Linked DNA regions of Homo sapiens: all the other regions are linked to region 1. A link is a loop called in an ENCODE intact Hi-C map of the cell type or tissue named here. Cell type or tissue: chondrocyte. All regions are shown on one strand.

The links. Hi-C counts contacts between places; a loop is a spot of excess contacts. Peaks named below come from ENCODE experiments on the same cell type or tissue, not always from the same donor. Only the 100,000 strongest peaks of a DNase experiment are listed, where the experiment ranks them.
Region 2: a loop joins it to region 1, with 8 times the contacts of the local background. A loop is called at or near these places in 2 of 110 quality-filtered maps.
Region 3: it touches region 1 in a loop (4-fold over the local background); 6 of 110 quality-filtered maps call a loop at or near these places.

What each region holds. Positions count from the first base shown.
Region 1 is chr1:3,420,732-3,428,731 of GRCh38, forward strand. PRDM16 (PR/SET domain 16) reads left to right here. Exons shown (of 17, transcript NM_022114.4): 13 at 4,850-5,019; 14 at 5,320-5,494. Among named protein-coding and RNA genes, the nearest start is that of ARHGEF16, 30 kb to the right of the region's middle. RefSeq lists an enhancer at 1-433. In chondrocyte, CTCF peaks have their summits at 4,147 (motif pointing left) and 4,356; DNase peaks (open chromatin) are centred at 4,090, 4,890, 6,410, 7,940 and 1 weaker place.
Region 2 is chr1:2,639,505-2,647,504 of GRCh38, forward strand. It overlaps TTC34 (tetratricopeptide repeat domain 34), which reads right to left. Exons shown (of 9, transcript NM_001242672.3): 7 at 5,789-6,059; 8 at 4,760-4,974; 9 at 1-2,391. The coding sequence ends at 1,864. Among named protein-coding and RNA genes, the nearest start is that of MMEL1, 10 kb to the left of the region's middle. In chondrocyte, CTCF peaks have their summits at 3,506 and 3,864; DNase peaks (open chromatin) are centred at 2,216, 3,277, 3,813, 5,197 and 4 weaker places.
Region 3 is chr1:2,544,966-2,552,965 of GRCh38, forward strand. TNFRSF14-AS1 (TNFRSF14 antisense RNA 1) reads right to left here. Exons shown (of 7, transcript NR_037844.2): 5 at 6,027-7,738; 6 at 5,608-5,766; 7 at 4,955-5,309. Among named protein-coding and RNA genes, the nearest start is that of TNFRSF14, 7.4 kb to the right of the region's middle. RefSeq lists enhancers at 1-620, 3,233-4,102, 5,319-6,518. In chondrocyte, CTCF peaks have their summits at 1,985, 3,230 (motif pointing left) and 3,446; no DNase peak of the experiment used is centred here.

The DNA of each region.
Region 1 (8,000 bases):
ATGGCAGTCTTATTTCTTAAAAAAAAAGTTAAGCATATAGGCTTTGCGGGATTTGGGTTGGAGAAGCATGAAAATTGAACTGGGAGTGGGGAGAGGGGCTGCTCCTTGGTCTTCGTCCTGACAGCCGGCCCGGGGGTCTCTCTGGGAGGCTGCCCAGTGGAGCCTGGAGTCACAGCCTGGATGCGAGCAGGGCTGCCCGGGACTCCTGCTGGGACCGAGATTCCTGCCTCAGGGCTGCTGACTCCCTAGTCTGCCGTGTGCTTCCATCATCTCCCCAGGCTCCATCCTGCCTTCTGTGTGAAGCTGGAGCGTGCAAGGGAGGCACAGTTGTGCTTCCATCGGGGGCTGCACGCGGCCCGTGCATGTCCTTTCTTTTTTAGTTGTATTTTTACGGCTGGGTTTCAAAATCTCTTCTTTCTTCCTCTTCCCTCACTTTTACAGTCACCAAAAGCAGATCCCCCTGTAGTGGCTGCAGGAGACCTCACTGGATCCTAGGAAGGATGCCGCTGCCCAGTGCTCAGGGGCTCGGGGGCCCTGGCCACCCCCCCTGACCTGCCCATACTCTGTTGTTCCCCTGCCAATGGCTTCTCTGGGAGTGCAGCAGGCACGGTCACAGCAAGGTCCTCTCAAGGCCCTCCGCATTGCACCAGGGCCAGGCTACCCTGCACGTTCTCCTTCCTTTTGGAGCTCACGGGCGTGTTATTTTACGCAGTGAGACCATCAATTTCACTGGCCGCTTGTCAGCTTATTTACAACGCAGACCCCAGCTGCTCGGAGAACTCTGCTCCCTCGCAGCCCTGGGCTCACGGCTCCCCTAAATTTCAAATGGACTTCTCTGTCTGGGCCATTTATTTAGATTAGAAGCAAGAGAGGGCCACGTTCAGGGCTCTCTGCAACCAAATTGAACGCACAGCCCTGTTCGTGGCTCTCCCCGGCCCCAGAGCTTCACACAAGGGACTTGCTCTCCAGTTTTATGAACAAGCTTCTTTTCCAATCCCATTTCTTACCTCGGATCCACAATTGCTAGGGTTTATGCAAGAGCCATTAGGTGGACTTTCTGCAAAAGTCTCTGCATTTCCAAAGAAACCAGGAACTGAATGAGCCGTGTTTGAGCACACATGCAGACAGACAGGCAGACACACAGGCAGGCGGACAGACAGGAAGATAGGCAGGCAAACAGACAGGAAGACAGACAGGCAGGCAGACAGACAGGCAGGCGGACAGACAGGAAGACAGACAGGCAGGCGGACAGACAGGCAGACAGACAGACAGGCAAACAGGCAGGAAGGCAGACAGACAGGTAGATGGACAGATGGATGGACAGACAGGCAGACAGACAGGCAGGGCAGACAAGCAGGAAGGAAGATAGGCAGGTGGACAGACAGATGGACAGACAGGCAGGCAGACAGGCAGACAGACAGGCAGGGCAGACAGGCAGGAAGGCAGATAGATAGATAGGTAGGCAGACAGACAGATGGACAGACAGGCAGACAGACAGGCAGGGCAGACAGGCAAGAAGGCAGACAGACAGGCAGGTGGACAGACAGATGGACAGACAGGCAGGCAGACAGACAGGCAGACAGACAAGCAGATGGACAGGCAGGAAGGCAGATAGACAGACTGGCAAGCAGGCAGACTGGCAGGCAGACAGACAGTCAGGCAGGCAGACAGATTGGGCTGCCTCAACATGCCAGAGGGGCACATGGCCCCAGCTGGGTGGGAAGCCTCTGGCTGGGCAGAGCCTGAATGCTCAGACTGGCAGGTGCTTTGCATCCGGGCTGGAGACGCAGAGTCCAGTGTGTCCTTTCTCAGCAGTCAGTCAGCCTCAAAAGCATGGCGGTCCCAGGGCCAGGCACCACCATTCCAGTCTAAGGATGTGTCAGGGTGGGGGATGTGAGAAAATGCATTGGAGGGTGTAAAATCCCTCCTTTCTGGGAGATTGTGTGGGACACGTCGGGTAGGGGGGCACCCAAGCATCTCCAACCCTGCTGCCGAAAGGGCTCCATCCTCGGCCTTATTCTTGTGTGAGTTCACAGGCCGAGTCAAACAAAACTGCAGCGCCGCCCAGGGCAGGCTTTGTGGATGGCCAGTCCAAGCCAGGGCGCTGCCTGTCACTGGGCTGTGGGAGGAGACGCTGGGACCCGGGTGCCCGGAGGCAGCTCAGCTGACCCGGGCAGGAGCAGGGGCTCCCAGAGAAGAAGCCCACAGGCCAGGCCCCTGGGATCAGGAGCAGAGAAGGCTGAGGGTCACTTCGGGGAGCTCAGGGACTTCGATCACCAATGCTTCTTTTCCTGTCTACTGTTGAAGAGGCCAGAGTGAGCCTGGCCTCCGGCAAAGGTTGGAAGGTTCAGGAATTGAGTGGATGAAGCCTTAGGGCAGCACCAGGGAAGTTTGCTGGGACGAAGTGGGATGGGGATATGCCTCGGCCAGGCGTGGGAGAGGAGTGCCCTTCTCCCAGGACTGCCTCCCGTTCTCTAGGGGACCCATTTTCAGACTTGCTAGGTTTTACCAGGCAGCCTGGGGAGTTGGGGGAGACTCGCAGGCTCTGAGATTCCAAGGACAGTTTCTCACGGCCGCAGCCCCTGCACGTGGGGAATGCTGAGCTCCTGGGCCCGGCAGCAGCACCCGGAAGGTGTGGGACTGAAGCTTCCTGCCTTGGGGAGGCCCCTGCGGGTGTGTTGATGGCAGGTCAGACTCCCTCGCCAGGCTTTTGTGATAGCAAACACCAGCCCAGGCCCCTCCTGTACAGGGCAGCACCGTGCCGAGAAGGCCGAGCCACACAGCCCCTCCCGGTCTGGGAGGCCAGGACTCCCGAGTGTCACCAGGCACGTCCCCATCCATGTGACAAGGGCATGTGACCAGTATGCTGCTCTGGAGCGGGCCACCGGCACCGGTCGGGGCGGGGTGGGGCCTCTCGGAGTCCTGTCCTCTGTGGGAACGAAGGCCACTGTGCTTAGAACAGCCACACCCACTCCGGGTGAACAAACCCTGCCCCATCCTGGTGCCTCCACAGAGGCTCCCACAGAGGCCCTGGCCTGGTCTCCAGCTGCTACCAGGCCCCCCCGGCCAGGATCCTGCTGCAGTGGGTAGACTTTCTGTGTGCTGTGCCATGGGCATCATGGAGCTTGCTTTGTTTTCAAAATATGAAAACGCATGATCATATAAACAGAATGTTCAAGTGCGTGTGTGCCTGTGGGATCAGATGAGCACCGCTGCGGGCGTTCTGATGACCAAGAGCACACACAAGTGTGCACACACAGGCATGGCACACACGCACATGCCAAGCACCCACGTGCAACTGAAAACCATGCAGTCAGGGTTCCCTTCACCGTCGCCCAGCCCAGCCGGGTGCCTCTCAGTAAGCCAGTCCCAGCCCCCCGCCGGATGCCCCCCAGGGAGGAGGCTGTCTTCACAGAGGCAGCGCACGTGCATCTACAGAGCTCATGGGGTTCCTCCTTAGCTCATCCCCAGCTCCCCCTCTTCGTTTCAGGCATGATTTTCTTGCTGCTCAATGCACATGTCGCTCAGGCCCCCTAGTTCTCAGCCCCGCTCTCTAAAAATGGGAGAGAACAACCCTCCCTTTCCCTGCCTGCAGGGTCACCACGTGTGGCTGTGAAGGTCACTCCCAGCCCAAGGGCCCCACACTGAGGGGAACCCTCCACACGCAGCCCTCCTCGATCGCTCATTATGACGACTTTCCAGCCGCAAGGGGCCTTGCTCTGATAAACTCAGGGTGTTAGAGTCCTGCTCTGCCTGATGCCGTGGAGGCCAGATGGAGGAAGGGGGTCTCATCCCAACTTCCCCACGTGCACGGTGCAGGCCGGCAGCAGCCCTGCCCACCCTGGGGGAATAAAGATAAACCGAGCCCGGGAGCTGGCAGTGCCCAAAGGGGCCAGTGTGGTCTTTGTGTCCTTAATAGAGGAGGCAGCCAACAAGTGGCAACATCCAGGGCAGCCCCCAAGCCCTCCATGAATGGACTGGCAAACTGAGGCTCCAAGTGAGGTGGGGCCTGCCCAGGGGCCCCCAGCCACCTCGAGGGGTGGAGGAGGAAGGTCACAGGGAGCTGGTCTGGGAGCTGGTCTGTGGAGCCCCTCCGGCTGGGAAACTGGCCTTGCCGAGTGTCTTTCCATGGAGCAAGGCCGCCCTCTGGAGGCTGCAAGGAGCATGTCGCCCTCCGGCTGCAGACCTGCCGGCCCCGCGGCCTGGGGGCCAGGGAGACCCAGACAACAGAGGGCAGGAGACGCCGGAGGGTCGGGCGCACCGCCTGCCCAGGGGACACGGGGCACACTCCAGGGGGATCCACCAGCCAGCCACAGAACAGTAGGAGGGTGAACGCCTGCTTGCTTTTTTTTTTTTTTTTTTTTGAGATGGAGTCTCGCTCTGTCGCCCAGGCTGGAGTGCGGTGGCGTGATCTTGGCTCACTGCAAGCTCCGCCTCCCGGGTTCACGCCATTCTCCTGCCTCAGCCTCCAGAGTAGCTGGGACTACAGGCGCCCACCACCACGACTGGCTGATTTTTTTGTATTTTTAGTAGAGACGGGGTTTCACCATGTCAGCCAGGATGGTCTCGATCTCCTGACCTCGTGATCCACCCGCCTTGGCCTCCCAAAGTGCTGTGATTATAGGCGTGAACCCCTGCTTCTTGAAGCCGGGGCTGTTTCTAGGGACAGCTTCCCCAGGATGCCTTTGGCTCTGCAGCTGGGAGATCCAGCAACCTCCGGGACACGGCGGGGCAAAGCTGTGCACGGGGCACGGGGCAGGGGCGCGGGCTCCCTTCCCCCCACCCTCTGTGGCCCGGCCTGCCATGCAGAGCCGGGGCCTGCACTGAGGAGCGCGTGTGCCCCTTCCAGGTGTAAGTACTGCGACCGCTCCTTCAGCATCTCTTCGAACCTCCAGCGGCACGTCCGGAACATCCACAACAAGGAGAAGCCTTTCAAGTGCCACCTGTGCAACCGCTGCTTCGGGCAGCAGACCAACCTGGACCGGCACCTCAAGAAGCACGAGCACGAGAACGCACCAGGTGGGCCACGCGGGGTGGGGCAGCCCCCAGAGCACCCACACGGGCAGGCCCCACAGAGGGGGAGGGGGAACAGCAGGGGAGTGGGCGCCGGGCAGGGAAGAGGGCCACAGACTACCCCTCAGGAAGCCAACAGGCACCCCTCAAACCGTGGTCATTAAAGAGAACCTCGTGCTCTCCGGTGTCCCTAAGAAACCTGCCTCCCTAACAGCACCCCAGGTGTACCCCGTTCGCGGTTGGTTTGCCCCACGGAGGGAGGGGTCCAGCGAGAGGCCGCCCCCTGATGCTCCCGCCCCTCCGCAGTGAGCCAGCACCCCGGGGTCCTCACGAACCACCTGGGGACCAGCGCGTCCTCTCCCACCTCAGAGTCGGACAACCACGCACTTTTAGACGAGAAAGAAGACTCTTATTTCTCGGAAATCAGAAACTTTATTGCCAATAGTGAGATGAACCAAGCATCAACGCGAACAGAGAAACGGTAAGAAAACTATCGCGGGCTGGGGAAAGTCTGGACCCGGCCAACAGCCCTGCGTGGCCACCCTCAGAGGACATGCACCTCCACCCCAGCACCAGCCCCTAACACATCCAGATAGGCGCAGTGGGGGCCTCACCACAGAGGGTGAGGCCCCTGGGCTCTGGGAACCTGGGGAAGCTGCGCTGTCTGCCTCAGTTCCTCCACCTGGAGAGTCATGAGAGTAAGCACCCCTGGGCTTATGACCTCACTGTTAACATATGTGTGTGCAAAACACTAGCCAGGTGACCGAGCCGGGCACAAGTTCAGCTGTGCCGCTGACACTCAAGGACATTTTGATTTAATCTGAGGCACTAAAGATTTCCAAACCAAAATGCTGCACCTTTATACACACATGTACACACATACACATGTGTACACATGCACGCACACACATGCACACATAGGTATGCCCCGTGTACATGTACACATTCACATGCACATATGCACACAGAGATGCACGTTTGTATACATGTGTATACATATGCCATTGATGAATCCTCACTTGTTCCTCACCTGGCCTTGCTCTGGGAGCTGCAGTTTAGGGGATCGTGCCTGGGGACAGGGCAGGACGTGCCTGGGGACAGGGCTGTGGTCTGGGCATGGGCAGTCCAGGAACTGTGTGCTCTGCCCTTTGCGTGCAGGTCCCCAAATACGGGCATGCACGTGCACTCATGCACACACGTGTACATAACATGTGCGTGCATAAACATGCCTGCCTAGATCTACACACACGCATATGCACACATGCAAGTACATGCACATGGACAGTGTGTGCACATACACATGCGTGACGGACAGCCGTGTGCGTACACCTAGAGACACATGTACACGCATGGGCGCACGTGCGTCTAGACACACAGCAGCAGAACGATGGTGGAATTCGGATCCAGGAATGTCGGCGCATGCTCTGTGCAACCTGGGATACCAGGGCTCCGTAGGCCTCACTTACTCTGGGGGAGCCTTCAGACACCCCAGCGGGGCTGCTTCCTTTGTGAAAGCTAACACCAGCCAGCTGGCAGAGAACCGAAGGTGTTCCAAACTCCAAGAGGCCTGAGGGGGTGATCCCCTGATTCTACAGAAGGGAAAACGGGGCCCACAGAAGTGGGGTGTCTTGCTCAGGCCCAGAACCTAGAGCCAGATCCCAAGCTTTTACCGCACTGGCCATGGGCGGTCTAAGGCTCTGTACCCACAGGGCCCAGCTCACTCCCCACCACCTCCAGTAGGTGAAGAAGAAGCCCCCTGAGACCCCAGCTCCCTCAGAGCCCATCCCCTCCTCCAGGGCAGGGCTGCGTCTTCCTGTCATTGCTTCTAGGAGAGTGGGGGTACCTGGGAAAGAGGCATCCAAGCAATAAACACAGGAGGCAGTTGGACACTGGCTCTGGCAAAGCCACGTTCCAAATCTGTGCCCCTCCTAGGAAGGTGAGCTCACCTGTAGGGCCCTCAGCATCTTCATCCATCAGAGCCCAGAGCGGGCTCAGAGGAAGGGGCGGGGGGAGAAGCTGGCTCTGGGCCGTGGTCCCAAAAGCCTCACCTCCACCCCAGTGCAACCCCACCTACTCTGCAGCCCCCAGGCTGTCCCGGCATTCCCCAGTGGGCTCCAGGAACGATGGCCTGAAAGGAACTCTGCCCTGGCCACGCTGAGACAGCCGCATGGGAGCTGTTCGTGTTCCCTGCAGCTGCGTGTCAGACCCATGAGCGCCACAGGCCAGGCCTTACCTACGCCCCACAGCCCCGTCCCCAGGCACAATCCCCTAAGCTGCAGCTCCCAGAGTAAGGCCAGGCGAGGAACAAGTGAGGATTCATCAATGGCATCCTTGCCGGGGTGGGCCCAGGACCAGGAGCGTGTGCGGAGGCTGAACCACCTGGAGGACAGCAAGGCCCCCCTACCCCGAGCTAGGGTGCAGCCCGGCCGCACTGCAGGAGACCCACCAGGACCCCGAGCTAGGGTGCAGCCCGGCCGCACTGCAGGAGACCCACCAGGACCCCGAGCTAGGGTGCAGCCCGGCCGCGCTGCAGGAGACCCACCAGGACCCCGAGCTAGGGTGCAGCCCGGCCGCACTGCAGGAGACCCACCAGGACAGAAGGCTGTCTCTAAGAGAAAGAGATGTGGCCGGGCCTCCCCCTCGCCTATGGCAAGGCCCACAGTGCCCTGCTTCTCACAGCCCTAGGGGTGGGGACGAGGGAGGCTCTCCACACCTCAGAACATACGGGCACAGCCGGCCTCAGACGGACTCAGACTCAGGCCCTCGGAAGACCCGTCCTGCTGAGGCAAGGTCCCCGGGTCCAGCTGGCCTGGTCCTGAGAGCCCCTGCGTCACTGACGAAAATGAGAACAGGGCAAGGTGGACATAGGCAGCCAGTCCCTGGGGTGGCGGGAACGTTCCCTGGGCCTCCTGCAGAACCAGCTCCTGCCCTCCGCCATCAGGAAGGATCCAGTTCTGTCAGGAGTCCTGGTCCTGCAGCCCCGTGAA
Region 2 (8,000 bases), 780 kb before region 1:
TCCTCTGCCTCAGTGCCGACTGGCCCACCTGACCCGAGGAACTTGCGTGTCCCTGAACTTAGCTCTTGGGCTGCTGACAGGTGTTTGTTGAGTCCTTGAGCACACGGGTGAAGACAGGGAGGGAAGGGTGGATGGGGAGCTGGCAGGCGGAAGATGGATCAAATTGGTGCCTGCGCTGGGGAACCCCGGAAGAGGGGGACTGCGTGAAGATTCCGAGCGGGGAAGGCGAGGAGCGGGGCTGAAGGTCCCTGTCAGGGCCCTCTCCCACTGTGGGCTGCCCATCCCCGAGGTACTCAAGGTGGGAGGCACTGACCCTTTACCCAGACCCCTGTGGCCAGAGACACATAGGCGGTGCCAGCTGATGAAGGTGCATGGGGGTTGAGGAGTGGGTGAGGCCTGAGGAGGAGGGGGGCTACCCAGCCCTGCACCTGCCGCCTGGGGGCCCCACTTCCATGCAGGGCGAGGAATAGGGCCCCTCCCTGCCTGACCCCCTGGACTGGGGTTCGTCAGATGATCCCAGAAGCGAAGTGGGTGGAGAGGCAGGGGGTCTATCTGTGGGTTCAAGACCATGGAAGGAAGCGGCAGAGAAGGGGACAGAAATGGGACAAATGCAAGTGCCCAGGAGGAGAGAGAAGCCAGGAGGGGGGGTCGTGGCCCTGTCTCCCCAGGGTGAAGTCAGGCAGGGCTTGGGGGCACGTTTTGCACCGAGTCAGCTCACCCAGCATGTCTCTCGCCCATGGCCATGAGAGAAAGCCCCGGGCTGAGGCCTCAGTCTGTGACACTCACAGTGATGGGCAAAGGCTGGCTGCCTCTGCCCCACCCAGAAGTCCCCAAGCTCACTGGCAGCTGCAAGGCCTGGGGACATTTAACGCACGTATAAGAACAAGCTGTTCTCTCGCTCTGTGGAAGCACTGATACCTCCCAGCAGCTTCGGGAGACAGGTCTGGTGGGAGCCTGGGGACTGTGCTCATCAGGGCCCCTCGGTGGTCCCTCTGCTTGGAAGGGAGGGGCCTGTGGAGGAGGGAGGAAGTTTACCCCCAGCACACTGGATTCTCGATGAAGGGCCCCCATGAAAGCACCCTGAAAGGTCAGCTTGGGGTATGGGCTGGCTGGGCCCATTTGGGAGCTCTGTCTCTGGAGAGGGCTCAGGCTCTACTGGAGGCTGGCCCAAGGCTCAGGGTCCAAGCAAAACGCAGCTTCACACCCAGGGAGGGGCTTCTGGGGCTGGTACCATCTCCCCAAGGGCCCCAGGAGTCTGGCCTCAAACCTGTCCAACCTGTAGGATCCCAGGCCAGGGACGAGACCTGGGGCTGCTTCTTCAAGGTCTGAGCCCCAGGTGTGGGCCAAGAGGGCCCCAACTGCAGGGACCAGGTTGCTGGTGGTAGAAGGGACTGTGAAGCTTCTAGGATGGTCCCTTCATGCAAGTAGGAAGCTGTCCCCTGTCCTTCCCAAGGCAGAGGTGTGAGGCTGGCTGTCCAACACTGACTCATGCTGGGGCAGGGAAGCGGGGTGTGGGGAGGGCAGGGAAGGGGGGTGTGGGGAGGGCTGGGAAGGGAGGTATGGGGAGGGCTGGGAAGGGAGGTATGGGGAGGGCTGGGAAGGTGGTGTGGGGAGGGCTGGGAAGGGGGAGGGCTGGGAAGGGGTGTGTGGGGAGGGTGGGAAGGGGGGCTGTGGGGAGGGTTGGGAAGGGGGGTTGTGGGGAGGGTTGGGAAGGGGTGTGTGGGGAGGGCTGGGAAGGGGGTGTGGAGAGGGCAGGGCAGGTACCTCCCCGATTTAGGGAGCTGGGTACACCCCTGGGCCTGGACATCAGGTGCAGATGCTAGGGTGGCCCCGTGATTAGGGCTGGGAGAGGGTCAGGCCCAGTCACTGTAGCCAGCAGCCTGAGGATGCCTCCCTCCGGATTCTGGCCTTCAGTCTCTTCAGGCCACGGTGGTCGGGGTCCACCAGGAGGCCGCTCTCTACCGCCGTCCAGGCCTCTGCGTGACGCTGCTCCTCCAGGCAGCACTGCCCGCGGAGAAGGAACATGCGTGCAGTGGGGGCCCGGCCTGGCTGCCTGCACAGGCTGTTCTGGGCCAAGGAGGGCGCCAGCTTCAGGGCCTGGGCAAAGGCCCCTGCGGCCGCCGCCTCATCCCCCAGGCTCAGCAGCAGGCGACCCTGACGGCAGAAGTCCTCTGCCCGCCTTGGGAGGTCACCATCCCCCAGCGCCTCCTGGAGCACATGGTCCAGGTCCCTAAGGGCCCGGCCAAACTCCTGCAACTCGGCCAGGCAGGTGGCCCGCAGACGCAGGTGACAGGCACTGCTGCCACTGGCCAGGACAGACAGCGAACAGTAGCCCAGCGCCTGCCTGGGTTGCCCTGCGTCCAGGAGGGTGCCGGCTTCCTGGGCCGCCGCCTGCACAGAGGACACAGAGAGAGGCAGGGAGAGTGGGGTCAGCCCCAAAAGCCCGGCCGCCCCTGCCCTGCAGAGGTCCTCTGCACAGCCAGCTTCTGCTGGCTCCCTGGGGATGGCGGGGCCCTGGGCTGCACAGGAGCTGCCCGCTGCTTCTGGAGGGGCTGGCTGACCATGGGCAAGGGCAGGAAGGGGGACCCAGGGTAGAGGACCCCTCCCTGCAATTCCCACTGCCCTGGAACCTGCCAAAGTGCTGTTCCGACCCTTGGCCCAAGGCCTGGCATCCTTGCCCACTGCTCTTCTCCCTGGGCCTCGGATCAGGGACCTGGATTTACCTCCTCATGGTCCCCTCCTGGCAGCCCTACCGCCCCACCGGCTGGGCCCAGGTTCCCTTGACTGGGTGACCACACCGGCCTCCTCCCTCGGTCCCTCTGGGCCAAGTCACCTCTCCATCGGGCCCTCTGAGGGGGCTGCTGCCCAGCCCTTCCACTCTGCCCACCTTCTGAAGGCTGCTCCAGGCCTCTGAGCACGTGCACCCTAGCCCCTCTCCCTGGGGCTGCTGGACGGAGGGCACAGCCTGTGCTGTGGGCTGCTGCTGGCCAGGCCTGCCTGCCCCCCCCACTCCTCCCGGGCACTTTCCTGAGCCCACCCAGGCCCAATCGCCTCATCTCTGACCCAGTTTTTTCACAGAGTCAACCACGACCAGAAATCCGCTCGCCTCGCTGGGCTCCTCCTCCGCTCAAGAATCTGCAGGGGTTCCCCGCTGCCTGAGGAACACGCCAAGGTGCAGGCCCCGCCTTTCTCGCTGGCGCTGCCTCTCTTCCAGCAGCCCGGCGGTCCTCGACGCTACCTCCCCCGGGGGGCGCAGCGCACCCAGGACCCCGCCAGGCTTGGCCGCACGGGGCGAAGCCGAGGCCCACGCCCGGGGTCCGTGCAGGGAGCGAGGGGGTCCCACGGCCCCGGCTTTGCTGCTGGGCTCCCGCAGGGCACAGTGTGGCCTCTTCTGCCAGCTGTGAGCGGCGCTGAGCAGGGCAGGGGCTCGAAACCCCGTCCCTCGCCTGCGGTGCGGCCCGCGGGACCGCCCCTCTCCGGGCGGAGGCACCTGACCCCGACCCGTAGTTCACGGCCCGGGGTGGTAGTGAAGCCTCGGCCCGCGCAGGACCCGCACATTTGGGCCGGGTCCATGGCAGCAGGAGGGCGAGGCCCCGAGCAGCTGTCGGACCCCGGGAGCCCCCAGGCCGCCCCAGTGGGGAAGGGCGCTCAATCCGACCCCAGACTCCCCTGAGCCCGCGGCTCGGGCCGCGCAGGCGCAGTGCCACCCGGAGGGGGCCGCCTGCCGAGGGGCGGGGCGCAGGAAGCGGGGCGAAACCACTGTTGGCTCATTTCCGGGTGGGTCCCCGTCTCCAGGCAACCATTTCGCGTCCTGCAGATTCTTGCCTGTGCCGGGAGCCGCCTCCTGGCGCCGCAGCCCAGCCGTATTCTGCAGCCTCGGAGACCCGCGTCCAGCCCCGCCTCCGGGCTCGGTGACCCCCGTTCAGGAGACCCCATCTAGCCGCCTCCTCTGGGCTCCGGGACCATGGCCCCAGCCAGGCTTCCCGCCCCCTGCCAGGCCCTGCTCCCACCTCGAAGACCCCAGCACAGACCCCTCCTCCTGGCTTGGAAACGCCCAGTCCCTCTGGGAGCTCTGAGACCCCACCCCGCCCAGCCCGGCCGCCTCCTCTAGGTCCCGATAACCCAATCTCAGCGTTGCTCTTCAGCTCGGGGGGGGCAGCGGCGCCCCCTCTGCAGCACCGAACTGCCCCTTACACTGGTGTAGCCCCGACTCCGCCATGAGCTCCCTGTTCTTCCTAGTGTGGTTTCTGTTTTCCTAAGTGGCCCCGGAGTGCTAGAACCCGCTGGTGTCAGGAAGCATTAAGGAGGTGAAATCCTGCCCAGGCCCCACTGGGGTGTAGTTCTGCCTCTGGGACCCCAAAGCCTGCTGTGCTCTTGGCCTCCCAGCCTGCCTTGTCCCCACGTGCCTTCTCCCGGCCTGCCATGGGTTTGGGGTGGGCTTCCTGCCGGGCAAGGTGCCCCTGGCTGGCTCAGTCTGGCCCTGAGGGCAAGGTCCTCTTCCCTCTCTTGCACCCAAGTCACCTGTGGCTTATACTTCCCATACAAAGAGGCTGAGAGGTCGGTGGGGTTGTAGGGCTAAGGTGGCCAGAGACCGTCTTCCTGGGCCAGAAGTGGGTGCCTCCCACCCCACCCCAAACCTAACTGAAATCAACCCAACCGCAGAGAGTGAAGAAAGGCTGCCCCAGTGGTGGGCCCGGGGGTCTCATGCCTGTGTGCTGGGGAAGGTTGGGGTGGGAGATCTGTGGGGTTCTTTGGGCACCTGGGCAAGGCTCTGCCGCTCCGAGGCCTCCAGGAGATGCAGCAGGCAGCTGAGATCCGGGGCATCCACCTCGGCCAGGCTCTGCAGGTCCCTTGCAGCCCCTGGCACGTCTCCCTTCTTGAGCTGGAGCAGGCCCAGCCGGGCCCGGGCTGCCTCTGACGTTGGGGCACGGTGCAGGGCTTTTTCCAGGTGGGTGCCAGCTTCCTCGTAGCTGCCTGTCAGGGATTCAGGAGGGACAGTCAGTGTGTGGGGTTGGGCAGAGGTGCGAGAGAGCTGAGACTCGCTGGCCGCTCCTTCCCTGCCCTGTGCTGGCTTGCGGGGAGCTGATGATGGCTCAGCCCAGGAAGAAGGAGCTGGGAGCAGAGGTGCACCGTGATTCCAGGCAGGTCACAGGGACTCACCTCTGACCCCACTCCATGATGCTGAGCTACCACACCGTGGGCACTACAAGGGGCTGCTTTCTCTCCCGGGCAACTAGAGGCAAACTCTGGGCCTGCTGGCGCAGAGTGGCATGTGGGGAGCAGCCCTGGGGCCCCTGAAGCCCTTGGTGGGCAAATGCAGACTGCAGAGAGAGCTCCCCTTTGGAATTAGTGGTGAAGTGGTTTCCACATCACCAGGGGGATGTGGAAATCCGCGGGAAGGGCCTGCATGTCGGCCCATGGGGCTTCTGACAGTTCCTCCTGGAACAGGGCCTGCCATCCCGTGGGTGCCCGAGAAACAACGACTGGAGGTGCATGGATGAATGAGGGGGCTGAGGGTCCAAGACCTTTCAAAGACCAAGATCACCCCTCGGTTTCTCCTCCATTGCAAGCAAAGAGCCACCCGGGTAAAGCAGAGGAGAGCCTTTTGAACGCCAGGCCTCACACAGGGAGCAGGGCCAGAGGTCATGGGATTTGGGGTGGAAGGGACCTTGGAAGCTGTTGTGGTCCGGGTCTCTTTCTTCCATTTTTACAGAACAGGATACAGAGGTCAGAGGAGCGGGGACAGAAGCCCAGACCCCGTGTTTCCCACCTTGGGGCCGCCGCATACCCTGTGCCATGAGAATGTCTGCCAGGAGGAGGTGCCAGTGCGGTTGCCCTGAGTCGATTTTGATCAGCGCCTCCCCCACAGCAAGGAGGCCCTGGGTGTCCTTGTCCTCGAGAGGGGCCCCAGTGTCTGGCAGCTGGCTCAGAAGGGCCCGGCAGTGGGAGTAGAGGCCCTGTGTGATGAGGGCCTGGGCTTCCGGCTTCAGAGAGCGGAGCTCAGGGACCACAGTCCCGGGGCCGAGCTTCAGAGCAGAGACGATGTCGTCCACGGCTTCCTGCAAGGAGGGAGGGCGGGCGGGTGCAGAGTTGTCCTAAGTAGAGAAACTGGGCAGAGGGTCAGAGTAGGAGGACTGGCTCTGTCTTTCTCATTCCCTGATCTTCTCCCTGGGGTCCTAGAGGGTCTGAACACCCAGCTTCCTGCCCCTTCCTGCTTCTCTGTGGCTGCAGCCTCCTACCATCCCTCCTGATTCTGGTTAGCATTTGAGGGGACTCAGCTCACTGACCTTGACTCTGAAAGTTGTCAGGCTCAGAACCCCTTTTCTGAGGCCAAACGCTGCTAATTTCCATCTCCTGAGGCTGCCTGCGGTCTGTGAGCCCTCCCTGGGTCCCTCGCTCTCCCAGCTTGTAGCTGGCTCCCTCCACGCCTGTCCCTCCCCACAGGGGCATCTGTCACCTCACAGTGGGGGACGCTGGAGCTCCTTGGGTATCCGGGTGCTGCTCCCAGTGCCTGTGGTCTTGGGGACGCCGGAAGGGTAGAAAGCCCAGTTACTGCTCTCCCGTAACTCCCAGAAGCAGTGGAAGGAGGGTGCCCAGCCCATCTGGTGCACAATACCGCGCCTGGCCCTAACTATGCCTCTTTATATTATCTTTCTAGCAATTGCCTTGTGGATTACAATACGTAGCCTTACAGCTATGAACAAGCCCCCAGCTCCCAGGTGAGCACCCTACCACAGTCTATGTACAGTTAATATGGGGCCACTTTACCTAATATGTGAGATCCCCACAGCAGTAAATTCCATTATTCCCATACTTTGTGTTATCGTTGTCCTACACTGAGCGATGCATTTCCTCACATAGTGCATTATTTCAAGTGAATTAATTATATATATATTTTGAGACAGGGTCTCTGTCTGTTGCCCAGGCTGGAGTGCAGTGGCATGATCTTGGTTCACTGCAACCTTGAGCTCCTGGGCTTAAGTGATCCTCCCACTTCTGCCTCCGGAGTAGCTGGGACCACAGGCACATGCCACCACACCCAGCTCATTTTAAAATCTTTTTGTACAAATGGGGTCTTGATATATTGCCCAGGCTGGTATGGAACTTCTGGTCTCAAGCCATCCTCCCACCTTGGCCTCCCAAAGTACTGGCATTACAGGTGTGAGCTACCACACCTGGCCTGTTTTTAATTTAGATAGCTTTGTTCAAAGAAATTAAAAGAAGAAATAAATACATCATTTTGTATTTGCAGATGCTTTTCATTTCTTCCAGCAGAGAATTTCTATCAGGCATCAGTTCTCTTCAATTTCACCACCTTCCCTCAGGATCTGCTGTGGTGTCATTCACTGATGACGAATCTCTCAGCTTCCATTTGTCTAACGGGTCTTTAATGTCACCCTCGTTTCTGAAGGACATTTTAACAAGATGGATAATTCTGGCTTGGTACTTTTTTCTTTTAGTGCCTTAAAGGTGCTGTCCCATTGTCTTCTGGGTTCCATTGTTTCTGGGACAAATCTGCTGTCATTCGTGTTGTTGTATGTCATTTGTTCACCCCTCTGGTTGCTTTTAAGATGTTCTCTTTATCTTTTTTTTTCAGGAACTTGACCAAGATGTGCCTTCTTAGGGGTGGTTCTCTTTCTATTTTTCCTCTTGGGATTTGTTGAGCTTCTTGGGAATTTTTCTGCTGTTATTTCTTCAAATACCTGTGTATATTTGTCCCATTCATTCTCCGTATTCTCTGGGAGTCCAATCACATGTATGCTAGATGGCCTGAAATTGTCCCACCGGTCACTGAAGGTTTCTTCATTTATTTTTTTAATTTTTAAAAGTTTTTTAGAGGCCAGGTGCAGTGGCTCACGCCTGTAATCCCAGCATGTTGGGAGGCTGAGGTGGGCAGATCCAGAGGTCAGGAGATCGAGACCATCCTGGCCAACATGGTGAAACCCCGTCTCTACTAAAAATACAATAAAAATACAAAACTTAGCCAGGCATAGTGGTGG
Region 3 (8,000 bases), 880 kb before region 1:
TCCCTGCCCCCAAGCATGCTGGGGGCGTCCTTGAGAGGGTGTCCTGCAGACCCAGAGATAATCCGGGCTTTGAGAGGCTGTGAGAGGCTGGCCCGAGGACTTTCCCACAGCCCCACAGAAAGGGCCGGCAGCCAGCTGCTCACCCACAAAAGGCTCCCGGCCATTCATGGCCTCAGGCAGGCGGGGCTGTCGGAGCGGCAGCCACAGCCTACCTGGCCACCCCCAGCAGGACTTTCGTGACAGGGAGGCACCTCCCTTCTGGCCATGGGGGCAGGAGGTCTCCAGGGCATAGGGGTAGTCTTGTGCAGCCACCCAGGCCAGCTGCTACCCCCTCTCTTTTGGCCCGAGACTGGCACCCTTCCTGGGCCTGTCATTTATCATGGGTGCCTGGGTAAAGGATGGCTCAGGAGGACCCTGCAGGCACCCACTACCATGCCTGGCGCCGTGCCTCCACCGTCACACTACCCATTGCTCGCCCCCACACGCTGGCCATGAGTCCCCAGGGCTGGCACCTTCCTTGCTTCCAAGTCTGGCCTGCACGGCTCTCACACCCTTTGCAACCATCTTCTTGCCCACCCAGCAGCCCACCCTGTCAGTGTAGGGGGCAGGAGAGGGACCTGGTGGGGCAGTGAGCTGGGTAAGGCCTCCTCCCTGGACCTCAGTCTCCTTGTCTGAGGTGTGGGACAGCACTGCTGCCTCCCAAGGCTGATGGAAGGACCCCCAAGGGCGGCTGGTTAACAAATACCAGGTTTGGAGAAGCTGGGGTGTGGGGCTGCTGCCTGGAATTAACTGCCCAGAGCACCTCCAAGGATGACCTTTTAATATGAGAGCCAGCCCAGGGGAGGGAAGGGTCGGGGGCTTCCTGGGGGAGGTGGCCGCTGGCCTGGATTATCAGGAAGTGCAGGAGGAGGGTGGGGGCTTCCTGGAGCAGTGGCCCTGGCCCCCCTGTGCAGTAGCTGCGGCTCAGCCCCTTCCCTGGCCTGTCTCCCTGTTGCTTCCACAGCTGGAGCTGCCTCTGCGGCCCCTGTCCTCACCCCTGAGGAGGCCAGGCCCGGGCAGGTGCCTGGGCTGGGGCTGCTCCTGGCCAGGCTGGAAGACTGTCAGATGGAGGACAGGTCAGGTGGTCGGAAAGCTGGGGACAGGGAGGGAGCAGGTTTGACGGAGGGACGTATGGGCAGGCTCCTCCTCCCGGTCAGGTCCCACGTGACCCCCCAGCCACGCCTACCCACATCGCCCTGCTGGAGGCCGGGGGCGGGGGGAGCGGGGAGTGGGGGGTGTGGGGGGTGAGGGGGGTGGGGGTGGGGGTGGCCCGGCCCGGAGCTAGGGGGCGGGGCCGTGCTTCTTCTGGCCCTGGCCTCCAATTGGCTGCCGGGCGTGGGAAAGCGTGCACCACTGCCTGGCGCCCATAAAGACGCCTCCACCACCTGCGCCGCCGCCGCCTCCCGGCCGCCCTCCGCCCCGCGCGCTCGTTGAGGCCGGTGCTCCAGAGTGAAGAGCGTGGCGGTGCGGCGGTAGCGCAGGGCCCTCCTGCGGGGCCAGGCAGGGGCGGGTGGGCGCTCCTTGCCACCTTTCTGCTCTCCCTGCTGTCCGAGAAGTTCGTGCGGTGCCAGCCCAGCTCCCAGCTGGGGACAGAACAGGAAACGTCCCCGGCGAGCCTGGCGGGGGTGGCGGCAGGGGTGTCTGTCGCCTGCGCTGGGCAGGACGCGCGTCCTACCGGCCTCCCACTCCGCGGGCCTCACCAGCCACCTCATTCCCGGAGCCCGGGCCGCCGAGAGCGCCGCGGATGGACCTCAGGGAAGGCCTGGCGCGCCGCCTCCGGGAAGCCTTCCGGCCTTCTCCCTCCACCGAGTACTGGGGAGTCTCAGGCCACGGTGAATGAAGAGCAACGGGCCGGAGAGACCTCGGCCTCTGCCCAGGAGCAGCGCCCAGCAACCCCGCCCACAGGGGACCCGGTGGACGCCCTGGTGGCCACTTTGCCAGGCTCCCCATCTCCCAGCGAACCAGAGAGGATTTCCGTTCCCCTCCTGCTTGGTGCCTAGCGCCAGGGCGGGGCGTGGGCTGAGCAGCCCCTCCCATGGAGGGAGCGGCCAGTCTACATATTGGAGGTGGGGCTCTGGGGAAAGGGTGTTGTTAGGAAGGCGGTTTGAGGCAGCGGGAGGTGGGGATGCGCCCGGCGGGGAGGGGCAGGTGTGTGGGGAGGGCCTGGGGAGCGCCTCCCCAGCCGGGCAGCGCTTCCCCAGCCAGGCCCCGCAGCTGGACCCCGGCTCCGTCCAGCCTGGGAAAGGACTCCACGGTTTATGCTGAAGTGGTGGTGGGGTGGGTGAACGCTGCGCAATGGAAGGGCATGGCCCTGTGCTAATTGCCCCGGGGTGTGGGGCTGTGGAGGCACTGCGGGGGGGATGTGCTGTGTCAGTTGGGCAATGGCGGCCAACTGTGGCGTGCAGGCCTTGGAGCTGCCCCTCCATGGAGCTTTAATAAAGGCACTAGCCCTGCAATTTCTGCCTGAGTTTCTGGCCCACAGCTTGGCCGACTGCAGCCCCTGAGATTGGAGGCTTCTGCTCAAGACGTGGGCAGGGAGCTCGGGGCTCCCTGGGCTGGGGCCCTGCCCCGCTGGCCTCTACCCTGGCCCCTGCTGGAAAGCCCGTCAGGGCTGCTCTGAGCTGGGGACAGCTCCTCCCTGCCCACAGCAATCTGGGGGAGCCCCGGTTTGTCCAGTGCCCCTGTGAGCCCTGCTGTGTACCAGCCACCTGTGGGAGTGTCCGCCAGTCACCTCCCAATAGCTCGGGAGGCAGAGCGACATGACTCCATTTTAGAGATGAGCAAACGGGGCTCCTGCACTCTGGGACCATGACAGAGACACAGGAAGTGAGAGTGGGCTGAGGCCCTGCAGCAGTGGGGGCCGGCCTTGGACCGTGATCCAACCCGACCATGGCTGCCCAACCCCCACGGGCTCACCTGGCCCCTCATCGAACCATGTATTACCCGAATAATTTATTCTAGTGTCTGGGCCCAGCCCCGTGTCCCTCACTGACAACCAGACCATGGAGGGCAGCCCTTGTGTTTTCCCAGGGGGAGGGGAGGGAGGAGGGGGTGGATTCTTAAAGGGCTGCAGTGAGTGTGGCCCCAAATGCACACCCAGGGTTAGGCACGCAGGTGATGGCACAGGGAGCCCAGGTTCTAGGAAGTGGCACCTGCGGCCGGGGAGGCAGGGCCTGGATTTTGCTGCCCCCTGGTGGCTAGCGGCCTGTCCAGGCAAAAGGCTTGGACCTGCAGCCCCTGTGGCTCAGAGGAAGAGACAGAGGAAGAGACAGACAGAGGTCTGAGGTCTCCCATCAGAAGTCTCAGCTCCCAAGGCAAATTCAGAGGTGGAGGGTCCCTTGGCCCTGTCCCAGCTCTGGCAGGGCGGCCCCCCACGTCCTGGCCTGCTGCCAGGGGTCGCGCCCACAGCCCTGCACCGAGCAGGGAAGGCCCAGGCCTGGGTGGGTCTTTCCGCAGGATCCTGGGATGTTGCTTAGGGGAAGCCGAGACCAGACGGGCAGTCACCTGTCTGGGAAAGCACCAGGCCCTGGCCGGGTGCGATGGATCACGCCTGTCATCCCAGCAGTGTGGGAGGCCGAGGCGGGAAGATCACGAGGTCAGGAGATCGAGACCATCCTGGCTAACACGGTGAAACCCCATCTCTACTAAAAATACAAAAAATCAGCCTTGCATGGCGACGGGCGCCTGTAGTCCCAGCTACTCCGGAGGCTGAGGCAGGAGAATGGCGTGAACCCAGGAGGCGGAGCTTGCAGTGAGCCAAGATCGCGCTGTTGCACTCCGGCCTGGGTGACAGAGCCAGACTCAAAAAAAAAAAAACAAAACACAAAAAACAAAAAGGAAAGCACTAGGCCCTGCGGAAGTCCCCATGGTGACATTCACGTCCTGGCCACGTGGGCGGGTGTAGGGGAGGGACCGCAGGGAGGCGGAAGTCCTTGTTTTTTCCTGCAGTCGGCCCAGGCAGGACCTGAGCAGCCTGAAGCCATGAGTCGCTGCCACTGCTCTTTCTGTGCCTGGTGCAGCCCCAGCTCATGGGGTCTGGGCCGCCTCTGATCCCATGCCCCCCACTTCACACTTGGGGTTCTGGCTTCCCCGCTGTGAGCCTGTCTCTCCTCCGTGGGACAGGCCAGCCTGGGCAGCCATCCCTGTACCCACTGCCCAGCATATAGTGGGTGCCTCATAAATGTGGGCTGAACAGAGCCTGCCCCTGGGGCCCCACCCTCACTGCCAGGCATACAGCAGGTGCCTCATAAATGTGGGCTGAACAGATCCTGCCCATGGGCCCCCCGACTTCCAGACATAAAGTAGGTGCTACATAAATGCAGGCCAAACAGAATCTACCCTGGGGGCCTCCACTTCCCTTTGATGGGGGCAGAGACCCTCTGCCGGGCAGCGGCCACCCAGTGCCTGGGACAGGTGCCCCCTTCTCCCACCCTGGCCTATCTTGGGGCATCTGAGGGAGGACAGGGCTGTGCCCCCCACTTCATCCTCGAGGGTCTGGCTTCCCCACCTGTGAGCTTGTCTCTCCTCCGTGGGAGGAGCAGCACCGTCGTTTTCACTTTCCGTGATGACCACTGAGTGAGAGAAGATGACGGCAGCTCCTGCGTTTAAAAAGGAACCATCCGCGTAACTGCCGCAGGCAGGGCCCGTGCTCGGGCAGTGAGGCCTCGGCCCTGAGAAGGCCCGGACCCCACAGGCCTGGCCCTGGCTGAGAGGGAGTTGGAGTCCCCCGCCTGGGGCAGCCCCTCTGCACCTGGGGTGGTGGAGCAGGAGCTTGGCTGCAGGCGGGGCTTTCCTCCCAGCTCTGGGAGCCGCTTCGCTGCAAACGCTGTGACTGCAACCTCCGCCACCCAGGTTCAAGCGATTCTCCCGCCTCAGCCTCCCGAGTAGCTGGGATTACAAGGCACCTGACACCATGCCCAGTTAATTTTTGTATTCTTCCTAGAGACGGGGTTTCACCATGTTACTCAGGATGGTCTCAAACTCCTGATCTCAGATGATCCGCACGCCTCCACCTCCCAAAGTGCTGGGATTACAGGCGTGAGCCACCATGCTCGGCCTAGGTGACTTTTCATGGGGAGATAACACACAGGCATGGTGAGCAGCGTGGCAGAGGACCTGTGTGCAGGGCCCTGTCTCCCGCCGGGGAATCCTTCATCTGGGAAATCTCCGCTGCGGGACAGGGATGCTGTGTCGTCAGGACGCAGCGTCTCTCCAGGGCACCCGGGCCTCCTCTGAGCCTCTTTGCGCTCTTTGGCTGCGTGCTTTCTTTCCTGTGGCAAAAGGTACATGACGTTTTATTGACCATTTCAGCCATTGGCAAGTGTGCAAATCAGTGGCTTTAGTCCATTCGCAATGCAGCTGGACCCCACCCTTTCCTGATTCCCGCAGGCCAGGGCTGAGGGCGGGGAGGGGCCTGTGCAGCAGCCTGAGACCGGCTGTCCAATGGCAGAGCTTCCTTCTGGGAAAGCCATGGGTCCCCTGGGGCCCCATGCTGGAACCCCAGCAATGGTGGTTCACGTGTCTCTCCATCTCACTTCCCGTGCAAAAGCGACACAGGCGGGTACAAACCCAAACAGTGCAGACATGGAGGAGACAGAAGGTGAAAATGGTTTCTGAGCCCCTCCAGCCGCCCTCTGGGGACACCAGCCTGGCGTTCTTCAGACACAAGCACTCCCTGCAGCCAGGAAGAGGAGGAGGCAGCCGGGTCTTGGGCGCAGAGGGACCACCCTGTGAGGACATAGGGAGCAGGTACCATCTGCAGGCCCAGGAGGGAACCAACCCCACCTGCCCCTGCATCTTGGACTTCCAGCCCCCAGAACCATGACACCATTGTGTTTCCATTTCTTGAGCCCCCAAGTCTGTGGCCCTTTGCTTTGTTTTGACACCCCAGCAACATGAGCCCCTTCCCAACCCCTCCCCAGCCCTGGCCCCATCATCCTTGACCTCTCTCTCCCTGCAGGTTAGATCTGCCTGTCCCAGAATTTCACCTGAATCACAAAGCGTGGCGCCTCGGGGCCTGGCTCCCTTCACGTGGCCTGATGTCTGCATATTCATCCGCCGTGCAGTGTGTGTCCACGGTTCATTTTGTGTTGCCACGGAGCATCTCATTGTGTGGCCCTAGCCCAGTGTGTTAATCCGTTCACCTGCTGGTGGGTGTTGCAGTGGTTTCCAGCTCTTGGTTATCACCGAGAAAGTGACTGTGAACTTCCGCACACACGTTTTGCTGAGGACAACTCCTTCCATTTCACTTGGTTATTAGGAGTGGAGTTGCTGGGTCCTAGGGAAGGTGTGTGTTTCTCTCTAAAAGAATTTGCCAAACCGATGTCCAAAGCTGTACCATTTCAGGCTCCTGCCTGAAATCATGCTGTGATTGTCATTTCAGGGTCCACGTCTGACAAGTCCACCGTGGCTGCCCTTCTGGGCCTGTTGCTGCTGACTCACGTTCCCACGGCCACCTTTCCCTGCGTCTGGACGTAGTAGCAATTTCTCGTTGGATGTGGACATTGTGCTGTGACCGCTTTGATCACCTGGCATTTTTGTTGGGTTGTTTTTGGCCTTCCTTTAAAGGACGCTGCGCTGTGTTCTGCGTGGAGTTCAGCTCCTTGCTCTTCACTTTGGTCTTCGTGTGGCTGGTTCTGAAGCCTCTCAGAGCAGGTCCAGCCCAGCCTTTCCTGCAGGAAGAGTCCAGCCCCACTCCCAGGACGGGCCCTGCTGGGTGGCTGCCAACAGCCCAGGATCCTCCAGGACTCTCCCCCTGGCGGTTGGAACTCCTGTCTCCCACCTGTGAGTCCCAGGGGCCGGGGGTCCACAGCCCCCTAGGGTCCCATCCATGCTGAAGAGTCCACCTTCCACATCCATGGCGCCTGACTCCGGAGGCCTCAGAGGCCCTCAGGCAGCCTTCTGGAGCTTTCTGTCTGTGCAGTTCCCTCCCTTCTGGAGCTCTGCCTGCCAGGTCCCTCTGCGGATGTCTCCCTGAGCACTGACCTCCTTCTCCTCAGCCCGCCAGGACTGCTGGACCTGCCTGGATGCCCGCCCCTGCTCGGCCATCCTCAATGGGCCTCCACCCCAGGGCTGGGGTGACCCGGGCTGAAAACAGTTCATCCTGAGTTTCAGTCTCGAGCTTTCGTGGCAGGAGGGAAACTGCTGGCTGTGTTACTCCACGGCGGCTGGAACGGACGGGACCAGCTCCCTTCAGAGGGGCACTTCGGTTGGTTCTAGAATTCTCCTTTGCTATGAAGGCTGCCGGGCACATTCCACACCAGCCACCCTCCACCTCGCATGTGCGTTTATCGATGAAACGCCACAGTGGGACCTCCTGGATCAAATAGTGCAATGATGTAAACGCTTAGTATTGTCCTGGAACCTGCCTCCGAAAAGGCCGTGCGCTCCCGCCTGGGATCCTGCTGCTCCTCCGCCGGCCGCCCCGCACACGCTCCGCTGCCTCTCTGGGCTGGCTCAGCCGTTGCATGTTCCTGCGTGTGCACTGAGACGTCCACCCTGGCACGCTTCTTCCCCTCGGCACGTGGTCCCCACGCTGTGCCTGCCCAGCTCGGAGCCCAGAGGCCCCCGCAGCTCCCCACAACTTCATGGTGCAGTGACCTGAGGCCTCCCCTGGCTCAGTCCCTTTCCCAGGGTCAGGGGTCCATGTATTGAACCAGGACGGGAGGTGCCTTCCCCCTGAGCTCTGTCCCTGCTGAACCTGGAAGGCAGCGCCCGGTGGCGGCTCAGACCCCCAGAGCCTCTTCTGAGGTCCGACACTCCTCTGCTCCCCCCAGGGAGACCCCCTGGCCTGGCCCCCAGCTCTCGGTGCCTCGGTTTCCTCACCTGGAAGGTGGGGATGTTGAAGGTGCCTGGCCTGTGGCTGTGCACTAAGCTAGGGTGACTGTGAGCTTCCAGAGCTCGAATGTCTGGAAGGAAGGGCGCGAGCTGGGTGCGTGTGAGTGTCCTGATCATGGACACAG